Linked DNA regions of Homo sapiens: region 2 is linked to region 1. Evidence: read pairs that join two places in POLR2A ChIA-PET (ENCODE). Cell type or tissue: PC-9. All regions are shown on one strand.

What was found. Peaks named below come from ENCODE experiments on the same cell type or tissue, not always from the same donor. Only the 100,000 strongest peaks of a DNase experiment are listed, where the experiment ranks them.
Region 2: POLR2A ChIA-PET joins it to region 1 with 8 read pairs; 2 of 35 experiments call an interaction of 5 or more read pairs at or near these places.

Annotation. Positions count from the first base shown.
Region 1 is chr4:118,743,642-118,746,141 of GRCh38, forward strand. SEC24D (SEC24 homolog D, COPII component) reads right to left here. Exons shown (of 23, transcript NM_014822.4): 14 at 1,303-1,419; 15 at 347-517. Among named protein-coding and RNA genes, the nearest start is that of METTL14, 60 kb to the left of the region's middle. In PC-9, no CTCF peak of the experiment used is centred here; no DNase peak of the experiment used is centred here.
Region 2 is chr4:118,917,345-118,919,844 of GRCh38, forward strand. All of the region lies in intron 1 of SYNPO2 (synaptopodin 2), which reads left to right. Among named protein-coding and RNA genes, the nearest start is that of SYNPO2, 30 kb to the left of the region's middle. RefSeq lists an enhancer at 1-360. In PC-9, no CTCF peak of the experiment used is centred here; a DNase peak (open chromatin) is centred at 1,217; H3K27ac peaks cover 1,554 bases.

The DNA.
Region 1 (2,500 bases):
GCATTGGGCCACTGTGCCCTGCCTATGTTACTTGTAATACCCAATACAATGTGAACGTTATGTAAATAATTGTTATCCTATAGGGGATAATGACAAGAAAAAAGTCTGTACATATTCAGTATAATGCAATATTTGGTTCTGAGTATTTTTGATCCGAGGTTGGTTGAAGCCAAGATGCAGAACTCTCCTTATAAAAAGGACCAACGGTATACTTTGTTTTCCATCTGCTCTTGAATTTATATGTGTCATCTACCCACCAGGGAACACAGCTTTTTAAACCTATAATCTAAACAACAAAATTAAAATGGGAGTAGAAGACCAAGGTGAACAAATTGCTGGCATTTACCTGGAAATTGTTGTATTTGTAAAGGGTTCCTCCAGTGAGCTGAGGAACCAGCCCCAGCGAGGCCACGTCCACATACTGACTAGGAAAGAGGAAGAGTGTCACAGAGCAGCCGTGAGCCACGCAGTCCTTGGCCAATGAGTCATAGACATTTGTTTGGGGCTGGAAAAGTATCTGGAAAAAAGATGCAAAAAAAAAGAAAAAATAAAAATTACAAAATGTTTTTGGTTTAAATTTTAAATTTCTATTGAATTCTTATTGAATTTTCAAAATGGAAAAATAGACATTTTCCCGTTAAGTGAACTGGGCTGAAGAAACACACTGTGGTCATCATCAGTGCAGTGGCCACCTGCTGAGCACCCAGTCTGTGCCAGGTCCGTGCTGTGTGAAATAATTGTGTGTTTAATTTTATTTGATACTCCATCAATCCTAATGGAGCTGATACTGCAGCCCTTACTTTACAGACTTAGATGAGGCAACTTGTGTGTTGCCGTGTAACCACTAGTTGGGTCCCTATATCCATAGCCTTATCCTTCCCACAGACATTCCCCTCACTGCTACACTGTCAGAGGTTTTAGGTGAAGGCATATTTTGAGAACCCCACACCTGTGCTTCATGCCTCAGGCCTCTGCCGCCAAGGGAAGAGTTTGTCTAACATGGTAAAACTCCTGACCTCGTAATCCACCTGCCTTGGCCTCCCAAAGTGCTGGGATTACAGGCATGAGCCACCGCGCCCAGCCTGGGGCCTTATTTTAATTTACATATTTCAGACATCGGTTTTTCTAGGAATATAAAATATTTTAAGTTGTCTGTAATCCAAAATATTCCTGTAATATGCAATGCCCTGGACTTAATTTATGAGATTTAGTTTCTCCCCTTTTTTCTTACATGAAGAACACACTGCCTCTTTAACTCCTCTTAATAATTGACATATGGATACTCAAAGAGTTACAAAGTACCTTCTCTTTGTCTGTATTAACCAGTTTTTTGTCATCTCTGTTTTTGAGCTTCCCTGGTGCTTCAGCAGTTGGCAAGGAAGAATGGAAGATGAACAGCTTCCCAGGACAGTCTGCTGCCTAAAAAAAAAAAAAAACCCAAAAACCCACAGAAAATGCCGTGAGTAGGAACATTTTAAGAGAATCAGAAAATAAAATATAAGTTCTTTCTATGAGCTAAGCACTATATTCATTTAATTTAATCCTCATAATAACCTTTGTGTCCTTGGGCAGGTACTATTCTATTTTACAGATTAGAAAACTGAGGCTGAGAGAGGACAAGCCAAAAGTCATAAAATTTGTAAATGAAAGAGAGCCAACATTTAAAGATAGGTCTGTGTATCATAACACTTTAAAAAAACTATTAAAATGATGTGTTACGACGAAATACTTTCTTATTTAGCCTACAGTATAGTCTTTCAGGACCAGGTAAATCCCATAATGTAAAGTAGATGGTAGAATTCCCAGGATGGTGATGCCAGAGAAGTTCTTATTTCAAATCTTCAGTAAACATGGATTAAAGCTACAGTGGTATTTTGAGGAAGAATGCATAAGAACGTAGTGGTGGTGTGGCAACAGTAGACAACAGGAACCAGCTATGAGGCATGAGGCCAAAAGGAAAAGTGTGGGATCAAGATTATATATCTGTAGTCTCTGGGAAGCAACAAAAAGAAGAGTCAAAGCTCCATGACAGTCAAGTCAGCATTAAGAATCAAGATTTAAAATTTTATTTAAGGAGCTAAGAAGTAACCTACTAAGCAAAATTTCCTGGAATTAAGTATGATTCAATATATTGTCCTTCCAACCCCTGCCTTTTTCCAAGCCATACTGCACACTGCTCCAGAGCACTGCCTCTGAAGTGAAGACAATAGCTCTGATCAGGTATGTGGCTTTTATCCTTATGAATCCTGAAGAGCTGAGCACAGTAGCTCACGCCTGTAATCCCAACACCTTGGGAGGCCAATGCAGGAGGACTGCTTGAACCCAGGAGTTTGAGACCAGCCCAGGCAACATAGTGAGACTCTTGTCTCTACAAAAATAAAAAGACTAGCTGAGCATGGTGATGCATGCTTGTAGTCTCAGCTACTCAGGAGGCTGAGGTGAGAGGATTGCTTAAGCCTAGGAGTTTGAGGCTGCAGTGAGCTATGATCATGCCACTGCA
Region 2 (2,500 bases), 170 kb after region 1:
CGCACCATTGGACTCTAGCCTGGGTAATAAGAGTGAAACTCCATCTCGAACAGAAAACAAACCAACCAACAAACAAAAAAAACAAAGAAACAAACAACAAAAAAGAAACAAACAAAAGAAACTCACCTTAAATTCAGAGAATTCAACCATGGTAATCTCTTCAATGAATAATAGTGTCAGAGTTTTGTGATTCAATAGATGAAAATCCAGCTTTTTAATTTTTGAATTCTTCTTCTGTAGCTTTGCTGTTAGAAATAGAAACAATTTGGTCAAAACCAAAACGTGGTTTCATGCTATGTAAATACATGTGCATATATGAATGTTTGTCCCTTATTATATGTGACTTCCAGGCAGCAATGCTAATACAATATTTCAATCTGTAAGAACGATTTTGTGTTACTAAATAGGCATCATCATTTATGCTTTTGAAAAGAGATTTTTTATTATGCCATGAGTCATTTCTCTAGTCCATTCTGAGACACTGATAAAAAAGATTTGTGATAGAAATACTTTGGTATAATGTAAGGAGAATAACATGATTGCAAAATATTGGAAAAATAGCTAAATATATAGTAGCAGGCCCTATATACTAAATTTTTACATTCTGTCACTTTCTAAATTCAAAGAACAAAAAAGTTAGAAGTACAAACTGAATTGGCAGTTTTCCCATCAAATTGTTGAGTTAGGTAGAAGAGAAAGTAGGTGAAGAGTGCCTGCTGCATGAGCTTACCTTTAGCAATCCTTCCCATTCAGCTTTTTATACAAATTCTTTGCCATACAAATTCCACATTATAAAAACTTTCTAGAAACTGAAAGTTCTTTTTTTAAACTTTAAAAAATCCATTTTTTAAACAATGTTTGCCAACATATAATTCCAAACTGAAACCAGATGTCTTAATGTTTGCTGAAAAAAGTTATTTTATCATTTCACATGTACCCAGGTGTGTATATTTATATAATTTGTTTATATGTAATAGATTATGGTATATGAAAAACATTAAACAAACCTACAGATGTGTTTGGCTAAGTGGTTCATCCAATAGGTAATGTATTTTACACATTATTTCATAGTATTCTGTTCGTTGGTTGTTGAGACTATGTTCAAATAGAAATGGAAAGGGGTTTATCACTAGAAACAGGTTTGATTTCCTTAAAAGGCAGTTGTTTCTTTTTTCCTTTGCTTCTCTGGAGAATTGGCTGCAAACTGGGAATAGTTCTCCTCTGACTCATTTGCAGAGCAGCACTAGAGCATATAGAGTTCAGATAAAATTATAATGAAACATTCTAATTTGATGATGTGGAACAAGAGAGTAGTTTCTAAAAGAAAATTTTACAGATTGCGTTTACTTAAATCTGCTTTGCAGATAAAGTAAGTTGTTCCTTAAAAACAACTTAGTCCAAACATCGGGATAAGATTTTCATTTGCCTTTCAAACTCAATATTGCTAGTTTGCCAGAAGACATGACATACACAGTTATATTAGGTAGCAATAATTTAATTCTTCATCAAGTATTTTGAAGGTAATGCAATGACTATTTTAGATTTCCAAGTCCATCAAAATACAGATTAAAAAGTTTTAAAATGTTTTTAAAAATATTATTAATTGTACCAACCAGACAGAATATGCTAAAATTAGGACTATTATGAAACTAAATATACATTTTAAAAATTCTATGGCAGCACCAGCAGAAATGTTTTGCCATTTTTAGCATGGTGTTCCTAATGAATATATGCTTTGAATACAGACACTGATTCAGTCATGTGCACAAGTATTCAAAAATACTCATTGAATATTTAATCAAAAAGGCTTGCTTATTGAATACTTACATAATATGAGGGAGAGCAAATATTAGGCATTAATATGACAGGAAGCGCTAGTCGATCATTGCACTCATTCTTCTGAGCCTGGATTGAGCCTCCCTGTCTCTCAAGCTTGTTTCCTTGTCAGTCATTTGGAATTGATGAGAATTGGACTTTGAGCTGAAACCTCTTTGTAGTCACTGTACTTAGCCATACTCCCCTCTCATAATTTGGCTACTTTTTGCATACCGAAGTAATTGACTGAAAAAATAAAAGTTTATTCATCTAGGTATCAACTTTTAAAGCTGTTTTGATGTCAGTAAACATCAGTTAAGGGCATACCATAAATCAAACTGGGCTCTAGGGATGCCAGGATGAATATTATAAAGTTCTTCTCTTCAAAAAGCTTACATATTATAGAGGCAGTCAAATATGTGACCCAATTAGTGTAATATGATTTTGCAAGTGTTATTGTAGAAGATGGTATAGGGGACAGTGGAGGCACAAAAGAGGATGGAGAGAGATCGGAAAGTTTTCTAGAAGGTGGAATATATAGCTCGAAATATGAGAAGGTGTCTTTCAGGATGGAGGAGAGAATCACAGAAAGTGTTCGAGGCAACAGCCTTAAGGCATAAACCAGCACGATCTGTTAAAGAGACTGAGTACAGGAGTTGGCTACAACCAGAGGCTCACTATGCAG